2 separate regions of the Homo sapiens genome follow, and region 2 is linked to region 1. A link is an interaction called in ENCODE POLR2A ChIA-PET data of the cell type or tissue named here. Cell type or tissue: PC-9. All regions are shown on one strand. Each heading gives the region's core, and the rest is flanking DNA. Links, peaks and the distances in the headings are about the cores only.

Region 1 (8,813 bases), core at 2,781-7,780:
CTTTTGATTTATGATATTCCTAGGTAGAAGCAGTTTTAATGGTTCACTTGGCCTCTCCCACCTAAAGAAAGTCTTGGTTGTAGGAGGGGCCAAATACAACAACATATCCTTCACTTTAGAAGAAATATCTTGGCATGTTCCACACCACTGGATCCATAGAAGGCCCCTAAAGTTTCTTTCTCTCTCTCTCTTTTTTAACCATAAGGCTTCCTTGCAAAATAAATATTCATCAGATTTGTTTCCTACCCTCTGACACATAATCAAGGTAATGAACCAGGTCATATTTTGGAGAATGGAAAGGCTATCAAGATCCCTGCAAACTAAATTACGGCATAGGGCTGGGAGCTGAGCTAGAGCAGGGAAGGTGTGTTTCTGCCTTGCCAGCTGTAAGCAAACTGCTTCTGGTGGTCTTTAATAACAGGTAATGAGAAAAATCTGTCAGATCAGTAGCTCCATATCAGTACCAGGAGATGTGTTCATTTGCTCAAGCAGTGAAGCCACATCTGGTAGAGCAGCTGCAGTTGGAGTAACCACCTGCTTAAGCTTATGATTCATCCACTGTCATTCTCCAAGGCCCATCTGTCTTCTGTATAAGCCAAATAGGAGAGGTGAATGGGGATGAGGTGGGAATCACCACCTCTGCGTCTTTCAGGGTCTTGATGGTGGCACTAATTACTGCAGTCCTTGCAGGAATGTGTTATTGCTCTTAGACAGAGAGAGATAGTGTGTCGCTCTGTCACCTAGGCTGGAGTGCAGTGGTGCAGTCCATCTGAGCTGGGCTCAAGCAGCCTCCCGAGTAGCTGGGTCTACAGTTGTGCACCACCCAGCCTGGCTAATTTATTTATTTATATTTATTTATTTATGTATTTATTATTATTTTAGGTGGAGTCTTGCTCTGTCACCAGGCTGGAGAGCAGCGGCTGGATCTTGGCTCACTGCGAGCTCCGCCTCCCGGGTTCGCGCCATTCTCCTGCCTCACCCTCCCGAGTAGCTGGGACTACAGGCACCCGCCACCATGCCCAGCTAATTTTTTTATATTTTTAGTAGAGATGGGGTTTCACCGTGTTAGCCAGGATGGTCTCGACCTCCTGACCTCGTGATCTGCCCACCTCGGCCCTGCAAAGTGCTGGGATTACAGGCATGAGCCACCGCACCCAGCCGGCTAATTTATTTTTATTTTTACTGTAGAGATGGGGTCTCACTATGTTTCCCAGCCTGGGTGTTATTGCTTTTGATTTATTATTTTCCTAGGTAGAGGTGGTTTTAATGGCTTCACTTGGCTTCTCCCACCGTAATAGCGCTCACTCCAGAGGTCAGGAGACATATGCAGGGGTTTTGCCACCTGCTAAGTACATCTATTCCAATTCTCCATCTGGAACTGGGAAAGTAACCATAGGTTAGGTCCAGGGACCAAACTGGGTTCACTGTGAGATGGACCTGAGCTAAAACTCTACTAATCAGCTGACATCCGTAAGCCTCTACACTGACAGGTCGGCCACAGGGGTACATTTTGGCTCTCTCAGCATTAATGTTAGTTCAGAGCCAGTGTCCAGTAGTCCCCGAATTCTCCGATTATTTCCTTTTCCCCATTGTATAGTTATGCTAGTCTCTTTGGGTACTGAGAGAAAAATTAACAGTATAAATTTTCAGTAGTGAACTACGATCCTTCCTCAAGTGCATGTGGCTTCCCCTACATTCAAGGAGTTCTAGGTCTGTAAACTGGATCAAGTCTAGGAATTGACTGAAGGGCTCCAGATTTATCCTATGAATTAAATTAAATGAAAATCAAAGGTTGATTTAATATTCAAAATGCAGTCACTGCATTTCATCATATTAATAAAATGTTAAAAACCATATGATCATCTCAATGCAGAAAAAATGTGCTAACATTCAAGCATCCATTGCTGATCAAACAAACACTCAGCAAATCAGAAATAGAAGTCTACTTACTCAAGTTCATAAAGGACATTGATGAAAAACCTACAGTTCACATCATACTCAATGGTGAATGAATACTTTCTCCCTAGAATTATGAACTAGGCAATGATATTTGTTACTAGGCAATGATATTTGCCTAGTAACAACTTCTACTTAACAGTATGGTGGAGATTATAGCCACTCCAATAAGACAGTAAAAAGACATAAAAGGTATCCATATTGAAAAGTAACATATAAGACTGCCTTTATTCATACACAGGGTATACACAACTGTTTATGTAAAAAAATCTGACAAACTCTACAAGAAAAGCTACCAGTTTTAGCAAAATTGCAGAAAACAAGATTAATATCAAAATTTAATTTTATTTCTATAATATAGCAACAAACAAGAGAAAACTGAAATTCATAAGACAGTACTATTTAAAATAGCATAAGATATGATATATTAAGAGGTAGTAAATCTTACAGAAGATGTACACGACTTGAACACTGAAGGCTACAAAACATGTCTCAAGAGGAAATGAAGCAAGAGCCAAGTAAATGGAGACACACACCATGTTCAGGTCAGAAGACTAATATTACTAAAATGTCAATTTCCCCTCAATTTATGTATAGTTTCTCTGGAATTTCAATAGGTTTTCTTGTAGAAATTATATCTGGCCAGGTGTGGTGGCTCACACCTGTAATCCCAGCTACTCGGGAGGTTGAGGCAGGAGCATTGCTTGAACCTGGGAGACAGAGGTTGCAGTGAGCTGAGATCACACCATTGCACTTCAGCCTGGGTGACAAGAGTGAGACTTCCTCTCAAAAAAAAAAGAAAGAAAGAAAAGAAAAAGAAGGCTGGGCATGGTGGCTCACACCTGTAATCCCAGCACTTTGGGAGGCCGAGGCGGGTGGATCACCTGAGGTCAGGAGTTCGAGACCAGCCAGATCAACATGGCAAAACCCCATCTCTACCAAAAATACAAAAGTAGCCAGGCATGGTGGCACATGACTGTGATCCTAGCTACTTGGGAGGCTGAGGCAGAAGAATCACTTGATCCCGGGAGGCAGAGGTTGCAGTGAGCCGAGATAGCACCATTGCACTCTAGTCTGGGCAACAAGAGTGAAACTCTGTCTCAAAAAAAAAAAAAAGAAAGAAAGAAAAAGAAGAATAATGTTGGAGCTGACATTATCTGATCTCTAGACTTACCCTAAAGCTATAACCATCAAGAAATTTTGGTTAGCACACTGCACGAAGCATGCAATATTAGCATAAAGGTAGACAAATATATCAATGTCACAAAATAAAGAATCCAGAAGTAATCCTACACTTATAAAAAAACTGATTTTCAACAAATGGACAATTCAGTAGGGAAAGGATAGATTTTCAACAAATGGTGTGGGAACAAGTGAATATTCCAAATGAAAAAAAATTGACTTTGATTCTAATTTGTACAACATATAAAATTTAATTCAAAACAGATTATAGGCCTAAAATTATAAAGCTTCTAGAAGAAAACATAGAAGAAAAGTTTTATCACCTTGGATTAGACAAATATTTCTTAGATATGACACCAAAAATCCAATCCATAAAAAAGTTATAAATTTGACTTTATCAACATTTAAAAAATTCTGCTCATTGAAAGACCCTGCAGGATGAAATCACAAGCCACAGACTGGGATAAAATATTGGCAGTTCACATATCTGATAAAGGACTTGTATTCAGAATATATATATATATATATATATATATATATATAATATACACAAATACATATTATATATGTAATCATATTATATATGTAATCTCAAAACTGTTTAATAAGCAGAAATACAACCCAGTAAAAACACAGGTAAAAGATTTGAAGAGACATTTAACAAAAGGATATACTGATTGATAATAAGCAATGAAACGATGTTCAAAATCTTGTTAGTTGTTAGGGTAAAGTAAATTAAAGACAACAAAATGCTACCACACACCTATTAGAATAGCGAAAAATAGTGAGGCTGACCATATTAAGTGTTGGAGAGGTTGTGGAGGGACTACAACTATCATTCACTACTTGTGAGAATGTAAAATGATGCTACTTGGAGGACAGGTTGGAAGTTACTTCAATGTATTCAATATGCACTTACCATATGATCCAACATTCCACTGTTAGGTCTCTACCCATGAGAAAAGAAAGTATGTGTCTATACCCAGACTTATAGACCAATGTTCCAAGTAGACTTATTTGTAATGGCCCCAAACTGGAAACAACACAAGCGTACAGCGGGCAAATGGCAAAACTAATTATGGTATGTATATATGATGGATTACTACTTATCAATACACAAGAATTAGGCCAGGCACAGTGGCTCACACCTATAATCTCAGCACTTCGGGAGGCTGAGGTGAAAGGATCACTTGAGCCCAGGAGTTCAAGACCAGCCTGGGCAATATAGTGAGACCCTGTCTCCACAAAACAATAAAAAAATTAGCCAGGCATGCTAGTGTACCCCTGTAGGTCCTTGAGGCTTGGTGGGAGCCCCAACTTGGGGCTGAGGTTGGAGGATCACTTGAGCTCAGGAGTTAGAGGCTGCAGTGAGCTGTGATCTTGCCACTGCAATCCAGTATGGGTGACAGAGTGAGATGCTGTCTCAGTAAAAATAAATAAACAAGAATTAATTCTTTATATATGCAGCAACATAGAAGACCCTCCAAATAGTTCTACTGAGTGAAGGTAACCAGATATGGAGAGTACATGCTGGATAATCCCATTTTATAAAACTCTAGAAAATGCAAATTAATCTCTAGTGGCAGAAAGCAGATGAGTGTTTGCCTGGGGACTGCAGGTTCAGGAGGGATTGTAGCAAAGGGTGGGGAGGGAGCAATTCAAAGGGTAATGGATTGGGCATGATCTTGATTGCAGTGATGGTTTCATGGGTGTGAATGTATATCAAAACTTACCAACATAGGCTGGGCGCAGTGCTTCACATCTGTAATCCCAGCACTTTGGGAGGCCGAGGCGGGTGGATCACCTGAGGTCAGGAGTTCAAGACCGGCCTGACCAATATGGTAAAACCCCATCTCTGCTAAAAATATAAAAATTAGCTAGGTGTGGTGGCATGTGCCTGTAGTCCCAGCTACTCGGGAGGCTGAGACAGGATAATTGCTTGAACTCGGGAGGCAGAGGTTGCAGTGAGCCGAGATTGTGCCACTGCACTCCAGCCTGGGTGACAGAGTGAGATACTGTCTCAAAAATAAATAAATTTAAAAAAACAAAACAAAAAATAAAACAAAAAAGCTTACCAATGTGCACACTTGAAATATATGCAGTTCATTATATGTCAATTATACTTAAGTAAAACTGTTTTAAAAACACTCTATGAACTAAACCATATGTATCTGCAGGCCAAATATATCCCAAGCCACCTGTTTTCAATATCTGGGAGAGCAGGGTGCTGGAGATAAAGATGTCCAGTTTAGAAGTTATTGTTCCTCTAACTATAAGTCAAATCGTGTAACCCCCAAATGAAAGAACATGCAGGAAGGCTGGCTCTAACCGAAGCATGCTCTTCCACTCCATCTGACCTCCCATCATATTCCTGGACTCACCTGAACAATGATCCCTGGTACAGGGCTGATACCCTAGCTAAATACAAGCGTTAGGTTTAAACTACTTTTTAAAATATCTACTGTTTACTAAGGAAATCCACTGTTTACTCTTTATTAAGGTTCTTATCAAAGTCCGGACAGCCCTCTGTGGTCTACACACCTCCTGTGAGCTCAGAGAGTTCCATTCCTTATCTCTTAGTTGGTACCAAGCTCACACTTCCTTTTGATTTTTCAGGTATGCTGTGCTTAGTATTTATCACGCTATTCTTTTCATGCTATTTACTAAGAACGAACAGATCTGGGATTAGATCCAGGTGAGCTTCTTAGTGTCCCTGAGCTCCAGCGTCCTCAGTGTAAGATGAGGACAACACTCAAGGTGCACACAAAAATGGGAGGTGCAAAGGGGAGAGTTTCAGGCAGCGAGTGTGCATTCTTTAGTGATTAGTTGGACAAGTGGAATGCCTGGTGGTTTTCAAATCTTGTTATGTTTAAAAGTTTCATATGAGGCCAGGTGTGGTGGCTCACACCTGCAATCCCAGCACTTTGGGAGCCTAAGGCAGGCGGATTCACCTGAGGCCAGGAGTTGGAAACCAGCCTGGCCAACATGATGAAACCGCGTCTCTACTAAAAGTACAAAAATTAGCCGGGTGTGGTGGCAGACGCCTGTAGTCCCAGCTACTTGGGAGGCTCAGACAGGAGAATTGCTTGAACCTGGGAGGTGGAGATTGCAGTGAGCTGAGATCACGCCACTGCACTCCAGCCTGGGTGACAGAGCAAGGCTCTGCCTAACAACAACAACAACAATTGATATGAACTTAAGGCAAAATAAAAACCAACTTCATGCACCTTAGATGATATGGAGGAAAACAACTCAGTGGTTTGGAATTAGCGAAGCCCGAAGGTGAGGCACACTCTAACTCCTGACCTATGTTTCTTACCTGTCTTGTTGGGCTCTACCTCATAGGGGGTCTGTCTGGAGAGTACAGTCTACCAGTGTCCTATACCTCAGAATGCCTGTAAATGCGGGTAGGCACGATCCACTCCACTGACAGGCCGAATGAACAAAAAGGCAGAGGGAGGGCAAATTATCTCTCTCTCTGCTTAAGCTGGGACACCCATATTCTCTTTGCCTTGGACATCAGAGATCCTGGTTCTGGGGGCTTTGGACTCAAACTGACACTTAAACCATTGCCCCCCTTCTACCTTTTCTAAGGTTTTGGACTTGGACTGAAGCACACACCAGCTTTCCTGAGTCTGGCTTACAGACAGCACTTCTCAGCCTCCATAACCACAGGAGCCAGTATCTATAATAAATCAATCTCTCCTACACATGTGCGCGCGCGCACACACACACACACACACACATCTTCTATCAGCTCTGTTTCTCTGGAGAACTCTAAAACAGCTGGTGACTTTGGCCATCACTGCATGAAGACACATAAGCAACGAGAAAACCCTTTTCTCATCTCTCCTTTAGTGGGTTCTTGCTCCTAAGGCCCATCTCTCCTCCCACCCAGGGCTTTGCTCCTCCAATTCTGCCCCAATATCCCCCCGCCCATCAACATATTTTCTCTTTGTGCTGGATCACTCTCATCAGCAAACCAAGATGTTGGAATGGATTCCATCTTAATTATCCACTGGGGGCCCCCAGCCCCTCTGCATCTGCCAGAACCACCCTCCATGAAAGAGCTGCCCATGCCTGCTGCTTCCAGCGCCCACCTCCCCTTCTCTCTGGGGCCTTCTGCAGGCAGGCTCCCTGCCACAATCACCCGTGTCCTGCAAGTGGGCAAAGCAAATGCTGGTCAGTGCTTAGTCCTCTCCTTCTCTGCAGCCTTCTCTAAATGGCATGTGCTTAAAATGACACACATGTAACTCAGGCATTAAGGATAATATGAAGTAATACATTACACTTTTAATAACACAAAGTTTTAAAAGAACTAAATATAACTTTAAGATAGTTTTTACATTTAAAAATAACATTTTGAAATGTTTTTGAATAATTTCAGGCTTACAGACAAATTGCAAAAAAAAAAAAAAAAAAGCATAGAGAGTTCTTTTGCAGTCCTCCCCCAACATCCTCTCATGTTAATATCTTAAATAAACAATGACACCATTATCAAACCAGGAAATTGACATTGGTGCAACGCTAGTAATTAAATGACAGGTTTTTTTTTTCAGATGGAGTCTCGCTCTTGTTGCCTAGGCTGGAGTGCAGTGGCACGATCTTGGCTCACTGCAACATCCGCCCCCCAGGTTCAAGCGATTCTCCTGCCTCAGACTCCCAAGTAGCTGGAATTACAGGCGCCCGACACCATGCCCAGCTATTTTTTGTATTTTTAGTAGAGACAGGGTTTCACCATGTTGGCCAGGCTGGTCTCGAACCCCTGACCTCAGGTGATCCACCCACCTTGGCCTCCCAAAGTGCTGGGATTACAGGCGTGAGCCACCATGCCCAGCAAATGATAGAATTTACTGAAAAGCCACCAGTTTTCCTGCTGGTGTTCTGTGTTCCAGGATCCAAACTAGGGTCCCTCATTGACTTAGTTGTCCTGTCATCAGTATTTCCTCCAATCGGTGACAGCTCCTGTGGGTTTTTAGTTGTTTTTTTGCTTTTTTTTTTTTTTTTGAGATGCAGTCTCTCTCTGTTACCCAGGCTGGAGTGCAGTGGCACGATCTCAGCTCACTGCAGCCTCCGCCTCCCGGGTTCAAGTGATTCTTGTATCTCAGCCTCCCGAGTAGCTGGGATCACCAGCAGGAGCCACCACATCTGGCTAATTTTTTTGTATTTTTAGTAGAGACAGGGTCTCGCCATTTTTGCCAGGCAGGTCTCGAACTCCTGGCTTCAGGTGATCCACCCACCTTGGCCTCCCAAAATGCTGGTATTATAGGCATGAGCCACCGTGCCCAGCCTTTTGCTGTTGTTTTTTATAGACTGTTCTCAGTTCAGGTTTGTCTGATGTTTTCACCCAATTAGATGAAAGCATTTTTGGCAAAAATATCATAGACTTGTAAAATTTTTAAAGCTGTTTACACTGTAACAAACAACATTCTAAGTGTTTTGAAAAACACCTTGACTAACTTAAAATTCTCAATTATTTTCAAAGTAATTATTTCCTCCTCTATTTTACACATGAAGAAACTGGGAAGTTCAATAATTGTCAATGTTAAAGTGCACACAATTATTCCCAGGGTTGGAACTTCAGCCCCAGCACTCCACCTCAGCAGCCCACATATTTTTTTCCAAGCAGTGACTGTGTGTCAGGCTGGGACAGACTGCTGGGACCTCAAGGATGC
Region 2 (8,813 bases), core at 1,383-6,382, 89 kb before region 1:
AAAATTGGAAACGAAATAGGAATTTTTAAAATCTTACACTTCAAGACAACTGGTTGGATGAATTGGGGAGATGGTGGCTTTATTTTTCTTTTGAAGAAAGTATACAAAGGTGGACACTGGACAGGTAGGGACAAGGTGACTATGGAAGCATCTCATGGCTGAAGCTTGCTCCCATCTCCCATAACATAAAGGCATTCATGGCAGGGGGTGGGGAGTCTTTCTCCTCCACCTATTCAAAGTGATCTTTAGAAGGTCTGCATCACTCCAGCAAACAGTGGCCAGGCTGGTTCTTGCCATATTCGACCCTATTGAAATTATCCTAAGGCAGACCAATCAGCTGAGTTACTGCTGAAAGAAGACGCCAAAGGGTTATTCTACTTAAGTTAAAAATAAATAAACAACAAACACAAGGCCAGGCGCAATGGCTCATGTCTGTAATTCCAGCACTGTAATCCCTGCACTTTGGGAGGCTGAGGTGGTGGATCACTTGAGGTCAGGAGTTCAAGACCAGCCTGGCCAACATGGTGAAACCCCCGTCTCTACTAAACATACAAAAGTTAGCTGGGCATGGTGGTGCACGCCTATAATCCCACCTACTCGGGAGGCTGAGGTGGGAGAATTGTCTGAGTCAGGGAGGGGGAGGCTGCAGTGAGCCGAGATCACGCCACTACACTCAAGCCCAGGCGACAGAGCAAAACAGGCTTTGCACACAGAATTGTAACACAGAGTCTACCACTTTGAGGCACAAAAGATAAGAGTTTAATATAAAGAATTTTCCTCCTACTGTGCATCCGTGGTTATGAAACGATTCATATCATAAAACTTACATATAAAATAATATTGCTCTATCTCGTTGATTTAGAATATGAAATAAGAGATACGATTTTATGGGGAAGACTACACTTAATTGGAAGGGAAGAGAAGAACAGCAAAATGTCCCGACCATGGGCTTTGCAGTTCCTCAAGGAGACACCAGCAAGACACTTCAGAAGACCCCAGGAACCACAGCCAGCCCCCTAAAAAAAACTGTCAGACGATCCATTGGTTCTTGTTATTCAACCTCACATTCAGTTGGATGGTACAAGACGGAGGATAGGGGTCTAAAAATGTGTATTTTGAGTGCATGTAAATTACACAAGTGGTAAATTACTCCCCATTTTACAAATAGGACACAAATGATTCTTTGGAGATTATTTTCTAATGGCACAAAATGTCTTTGGTTTATATCAGTTTTAACACTCCTCAATCTACCCAGTCTTTGTAAATATCTAAATACAAATCATTTTAATTTAAAAGAACTAGGAAATATATTTTAACAACAAAATTTTAAAAAATAAAAATGAAAGATGCCTCAGACAGAATAATGGGCATAGGCACAACAATGTTGCCTAGTGATTAAATTTTTAAGGAGAAAATTATTCAGTCATCCCCAAAGCTACAAAAGTACCTCAGATACAAATTTATTCAGGGATAACTTTACAATCTTTATCGTCTGAACAAAAATTTACTTTTTCTAAGCCCATTATGTAATTAAGATTTGGAAAAGATACTGAGATAAACCAGGTTAAGACCCATTCTGAACATATCTTTTTCTAAAACAGACATAGTATAATTTATTTATCCAAGTCTGCATATATACCTATTAAATATGTTTAAATGATGGAACTTTTGAACCCATTTGTGAATCTCTTGTCTCTCAGAACTCCTGTGTATCAGATCCAGATGAATGGTGTTCAAGGCAAGGCTATCTGTGACCTGTGGTGAGTGAGGGGGCCCCCATCCAGGGAACTATCCATTAGGTGACATGAGGACGTGCAACCCCAAAACAGAATCCTTGAAAGGGAAGGCAATGAGGTGAACACAACAAACAGACACAGAAAATCTATTGCTTAACCCTAAGCATGAAACATTCCTGGAAATCTCTCATCATCCTTCCCACAGGACATATGCCTGGAAAGGTGAGCGTGAAACCATTCTCACAGGATGAGTCATGTCTGAGATGAGGGCAGAGCATGGAATCCAGAAATGGACATGTCTTCCTAAATCCTTCAAAGATAGATTAGACAAGGAAAGATTCCAATGTCACTCCTTCTAATTACATTTTTATTAACATAATAAATTTTGTAACTTCTCTTCTCCAAGCAGAGAATACCCACATTTCTTCGTAATCACCTTTGTTCTGATTTGACACCTTCCTTTTACTTTTGCTCCTCAATAAAAGCTTTATTTTTCCACTTTCACCACCCTACAATTCTTCTGTTGATCAGAATAACAACTGGATTACCAGACAATGCTGCCAGGAGCCACCAGACCTAAACTGGGCACAGAGGCTCACATTCAAACCCTCTGCAGAGCTGGCTGTGAAAACTGAACCAGGAACTGGCTTGAAGAAGAACATTTTTCAAACACCTGTAATCCCAGCACTTTGAGAGGTTGAGGCGGGCAGATCATTTGAGGCCAGGAGTTCGAGACCAGCCTGGCCAATGTGGGGAAACCCTGTCTCTACTAAAAATACAAAAATTAGCCAGGTGTGGTGGCGCTTGCTTGTAATCCCAGCTACTCAGGAGGCTGAGGCAGGAGAATTACTAGAACCCGGGAGGTGGAGGTTACAGTAAGCCAAGATCGCACCACTGCACTCCAGCCTGGGCAACACAGTGAGACTCCATTTCAAAAAAAAAAAGAAGAAAGAAAATACAGAGTAGACACTCCCTTGACAAACCTCCACCAGCTGGCCAGCCTGGTAATCACAGCTCTGCCCTCTTTCTGATGGGCCTGTGTCCACCCCGCACCAAACAGCCTTGCAGCCAGAAAGTGACTGGTACACACTCAGAGAACTCATCCTACAAGGTGGCCTTTACAATTCCCAAAGCATAGAAGTCTTGCTCACCAATTTATTACTGCCAGTTGCCTATGCTATTATAATTATAAAATGTAATTAAATATTATGTAAACTGATGAAATTAAAGTTTGAAAATAAAAATAGTTGATGGTTCCAAGAAAACTTTGTAAAATGCTGTGGACAAATTTTATAAAGGCTATCTTTATTTTTAAAAAATATTATTTAATTGAGTGTGGGCAAGAAAACTGAAAATGACAGAGTGGGAGGAATTATAAAAATACAGAGGCATTTACTTCTCAAATTTGTGTGCAAGTATCTTTTATTGTCCAGGTACTTTTAAAAAACAAACTGAAATTTCTAGTTCATATATTACTAAAATGGTTTACGAAGTTGTCCTTGAACCTTAAACATTGGACCCATATGGCTAAGCCATCATAAATAAAATAACTAAGGTATTATGTAAGCTGGAAAAAGGTGGCAGTCCTTCACACACAAAGCTATGGATGCACAGCTTGCTGAGTGACAATGGGCTGGATTTCAGTCCCTCTTGCTCCCTTGACTGGGAACCCTTATGCTGGAAGGCCCAAAAGACTGATACAGCAGCTCTGCCCACACGCAAAAGAGGGGCCTCAGCCACATCAAAGAATTGGCCAATAAACATACCTCTAAGTTTTCATTAAAATAACTAAGGTATTACTTGTTATATTTTATGGTTCCCTGCTTTAAATTACTATTGAAAATAATTGACCTATTTGTGATGATTTTTACAGTGCTATTAAATCTACTTAATGATAATCATATTCTAATAATAGATAACAGTATACATTCTAAATTTTAAATAGTAACATCTCGAGCAGCAACTGTTAAAGGTCACCTGAGTGGCAGAGGACCGGGGTCGAACCTGCAAATTAGAACACGTAAAATATACTAAGAAAAGGACACCAAGAGAATGTATATGACATGCCAGGTATTTTGCTTCCTGTAAACTACATAGCTATTAACTCTAGGAGCTCAAAGAACAAAATATATCCAACACGATATTAGCTCATAATATTCCAGGGGTGAAGGCTGAATGTTAACAACTTTGTGTTACAGGGAACTTGTTGGTGAGAGAGGATTCTGTGCTGTCGTTTCAGGACGCTGCCAGCTATACAAAGGTGTGACAACTTAAACCACCCATGTGTGATCATTCTCAAATGACCTCTGCCGAATGACTCATACAAAGCTGCTCCTAGCTTACAAAAGTTTAGATTTGCTTAGAATTTATTTCTAGCACTAGTTATCAAGATTTAGATCCATATCAAGATCCTTGAAGGCAGGGATCATATCTCTAAGTTATATTGCATTCTCTATCCTTCAGAGATTATTGCCTGGCATGGACATCAATGTTTACTGTCCCCACTGCATGCCCAGATCACAGTACCAGACATACGGTGTACACTCAACCAATATCTGTCAGATTGAACACACAGTGATGAGAAGCAACTGAAATTTTCAAGCCTAAAAAAATGTTGAAAGATTGGTACAATGAACTACCCTCAAACTACTCCATGATCCATTTTCCCTTTCTATGCATACTTGCATGTGTATACACACACACACACACAACCATTTTTGCTTTCTGAATTATTTGAAAGTTGCTGAAAAAACAGTTCTGCACTCTAAAGTCCTTTAGCACATGTCTCCTAAGAGTAAGAGCAGTCTCTACATAAGCTCAATACCTTTATCACAGCTAAGAAAATAGGATCCTACATATAATTCAAACACAAACTTCCTCGATGTCCTTATGTGCTCTTTTACAGCTTTTTTTTTCAATCCAGGATACAATCAAGGTTCGTGCACTGCATTTCATTATTAGATCTCTTTAGAACACTCTCCCCTGTGCTTTTGTTTTGTTTTCATGACACTGGCTTTTTAAAAACAGGCTTATTGAGATATAATTCACACACCATATAATTTGCCCATTTACATTGTACAATTCAATATATTGTACATGTTTTTCATATATTCACTGAGTTGCGGGACCATCACCACAATTTTAGACTCTTTTTATCATCCCCAAAGGAAATCCCAAACCCATTAGCATCAGCAGTCACCCCCTTTTTTTCTTCCAATCTCCCCAGCCCTAGACAACCACTGATCCAGTATTAATACTTTGCATCTCTATGGATTTGCCTGTTCTGGACATTTCACATAAGTGAAATCATACAATACGCATGCTCTGTGACTGGCTTCTTTCACTTAGCCTAATGTTTTGAAGGTTCTGAGTTCTCTGAGGAGACTTCACTGCAGCTGTTTTGAAAAAGACTCTCAATTTGTTCAACTGTTTCTTCATAATTCAGATTAAAAGCTTTTTGGGGCAAGAACACTACAGAGGAGTACAGGTGATTTCTCCTAGCATTATACAAGGGTATAATATTGGCACATAGTATCAGGTTGTCCCCAGCAGGAGGGGTTCAATTTAAGCAGTAGGTTAAGAGGCTGGCCTCTAGATTATTCCAATGTAATGGTTTTTTTCTCTTTTATAAGTAGTAATCTGTGAGATAATATTTGAGAACGCATAAATATCTCATTCTCCAACAATCTTTCACCCGGTGATTTTAGCACTCAAACATGATTCTTGCCCAGGTCAAGGTTGCAAAATGATGATTTTTAAAATGCATAATTTTAGCCAGGCACAGTGGTTCACGCCTGTAATCGCAGCACCTTGGGAGGCCGAGGCGGGCAGATCACCTGAGGTCAGGAGTTCGAGACCAGACTGCTCAACATGACAAAACCCCGTCTCTACTAAAAAATACAAAAATTACCCAGTCATGGTGGCGGGCACCTGTGATCCCAGCTACTCAAGAGGCTGAGGCAGGACAACTGCTTGAACCCAGGAGGCGGAGGTTGCAGTAAGCCGAGATGGGGCCACTGCACTCCAGTCTGGGCAACAGACTCCGTCTCAAAAAAATAATAAATAAATAAATAAAATGCATTATTTCTTCTGAATTTATTAAGGTGACATTCTCTCTATTTGAGTAACACTTCAGACTCCTGAATCTTTTAATATATTACAATCTATTAATACGATTACTCTTGCCAGCAGGAGGCCCTGCAAGCCTACTCCTGGGTTTGTTTTGATGTACTCCACAGGCCTTTGAACACCTTCTTGCTTTCTAGCACAAGATACCCCAGGCACAACCTTGTCAAGATCTGTAATCAGCCATTTCTCCAAGGATCCATGTGGGAAACTGTAGTTAATGTAACTATTGGAAAGGTATCATTGCTATTTATTTTGTATTTCTAATTATAGAGAGAGTGAAAAGGAGAGTGAGAGAATTCACACTGCTTGTAGCCCTTCTTCCACAGTTAGAACTTCCATTCCCAATAACATCATTGTATTTTATTTTTTGTACCACCTACAATACCTACAAAATAATTTAAGAATTACAACACAACACCATTACCAACTATAATTGTACCAGATAAATCTCAACAGTTATTTGCCATTTCTTTTGTTCTTAAAATATGTTCCAATAAAGATATATGGTCAGAAAACTGTTCAAAATTATCAGAATTAAGTCTTTATTCTGGGCAGTTGTGTTATCAACTTTAGACAGTTAGATTCCTTTGTTTCTGTTTTTCAACTTTAAAATTTCCTTTTTCAATTTTGATGCTATTCTGTTTTCTGAATATATAAAAACTTGTGTAGTTCAAAATCAAAATTATATAAGCAAGCCATATTCAAAGAAATCTAATTCCTATTTTTATGTTGGATACCTCATTCCCACACATCCTCATTCTTCCTTTTTGAGTTGTTTTTTTTTTGTCAAAAGAAAGCAAATATGTGTTTATTCTTATTTTCTCTTCTTTCTTGCACAAAGATATATACCATAAACAATTTCCATGTCCCCTCTTCATTGACAATGATTACTGCAAATCACTCCATGTCAGCTCATAATGATTTTTCCCTTTCACTTTTATGGCTGATGTAAAGTGACCTTCATAGATGAGGCAAGACTGTGACCAACTGTTTTAGAAGAAAATGGAAGGATGAGAGGCGTATGACCTCCGATGATTATACTGTAGTCCTTCTGGTACAGAAGTATTATTTGTGCTAAACTGAGTCCTACATATAGACTTGTATATAAGGGAAAACACACTATTCACTTGCAACAAATAGACAAAAACTACTTTCAACATCAAATCTAAAACTGAACTAAACCAAACCAAAACAAATTGGCCAACATTCAAACAACATCCTGGTAATGTGCACATATACCCTTGTTATCTGTCTTCCTTCCCTCTCTTTCCATCCCCCATTTTTCCATCCTCTTTGAGGTACAGGTGGACCCCCAATCCTCTCCACCACTCTTCTCAATCAGATTCTAGAATGGTTGACTACCTAGAATTCTCTAGAAAGTGGCCTACTGAGTTCTTATGAGTCCAGCAGCCAAGATGCACTGATGTCTATGAACACCAGCTTTTTCATAAGCTCCACAGCCACCATCTGACCTCATGAAGGGGACTGCATAAGGTGAAAAACATCAACCCTTGGGCAGCTGATTTCAATTTGTGTTACATTTTCTCGTGATCTTCCTCAGACCTTATCAAAGGGCTGAATAAATGTGGTTGATGTACTGGTTTCTCAGTTGCTGATTACTATTTAAAAGCTCTAACAATACTTAAAAAGTTACATCTTATACCATGATTCAATCTCTATGTATCCCTCCCCACTCAATTAAAAAGTACGTTGTGGATAGTTCAAGCTGCTACCCAAACATATATTTCTGAAAGCTAAGTCACACTAAACACTAAATCACAGGATCCATGTGAAGCCTGAATCAATCTGAATATTTTACACTATTTCTGACCCTGCTTTGTAGAATATGCAAGCTTCCCTTGCGTATAAACAAACATTTAAAATACATGATGCAATTAAGAGAAGAATAATCCTAGCGACCTCCTTCAGCTGTTACAAAGATAAAATGAGGAACTGCTGCCCGAGGCACTGCTGGGCAGTGTCATCAGTGTTACTGTCAGAGACAGTAACATCCAACCCATTGTGTGACTCTTAAGATTCATTCTCTGGGAAACTCATCAACAACCACAATGCAGCCCTTCCTATATCTCCTCTTTATAAAATTATTAGGGACCAAACTAGAGAAACAATGTGGAACAGTATCCTCCAGGGCCTCCTTCACTTGCAGTGAGACCAGTTGTCTTTCATTCCCGCATCGTGTTCATCCCATGAGGGAGGGTCTGCATATTTGAGGGTCTGGAGGAACATGCTCAGAAGTTTGGCCAGGCCTGGGTTCACCCATGGAAGAGAACAAAGAAGGGGACTGAGCATACTCTAGCAATGACCAGTGGCACGACTAGGAAAGTTCTCTGCCGAGATCACTTCCTCCTGGCAAAAACAAGGGCTCCACAGGGCTTAGGGTAGAGAGCAGAGACTCACAATGAATCACGGGGCTGCAGTGAGCCAGGCACTCAGTGGTGTCACCTCAGGAGGTTCCGATGACCTCACATCAAGGTGGTGTGCCGATGCAGGAGCAATGCAGGCCCTGAATGTTGCCCCACCTGATGCGGCCACTCAGCTGACCGATGAGACTCCAGCCCAGCCCCTGCTTTGTCCCTTAGATTGTGCAGAGTTTGAGAAGCCCAGCTCCTGAGGGCAAGGCCAGATCTCACAACCAGAGGCCTGGGGACCCGGGCCAGCACCTAGCCTTCTCTCCACCAAAAGCTTGGTCTCTATTTTTACTCCTTGTTCTAACACACCCATGCTTAAAGGATTTCTGAAATGTGTTCTGGAATGCCGTGTGGCTCAGCTGAGACCCTGAATTCCATGTCACACTGTCGTAGCAGCTGCACTATCAAGCACAAGCACAAAGGCAGGAGTGTTTCCAGGCGGCCCACCCAAGACAGCAGTCCTTTAAATTGACTCCTCATCATATTGCCCTGGGTACTTTAGCTGGCAAAGAACAAATTA

What was found. ChIA-PET counts read pairs that join two places held together with the same protein. Peaks named below come from ENCODE experiments on the same cell type or tissue, not always from the same donor. Only the 100,000 strongest peaks of a DNase experiment are listed, where the experiment ranks them.
Region 2: POLR2A ChIA-PET joins it to region 1 with 6 read pairs; 3 of 35 experiments call an interaction of 5 or more read pairs at or near these places.

What each region holds. Positions count from the first base shown.
Region 1 is chr7:51,334,723-51,343,535 of GRCh38, forward strand. No RefSeq gene overlaps it. Among named protein-coding and RNA genes, the nearest start is that of COBL, 22 kb to the left of the region's middle. In PC-9, for the core only: no CTCF peak of the experiment used is centred there; a DNase peak (open chromatin) is centred at 5,889; H3K27ac peaks cover 2,244 bases.
Region 2 is chr7:51,247,433-51,256,245 of GRCh38, forward strand. All of the region lies in intron 1 of COBL (cordon-bleu WH2 repeat protein), which reads right to left. Among named protein-coding and RNA genes, the nearest start is that of COBL, 65 kb to the right of the region's middle. In PC-9, for the core only: a CTCF peak has its summit at 5,943 (motif pointing right); DNase peaks (open chromatin) are centred at 1,939 and 4,059.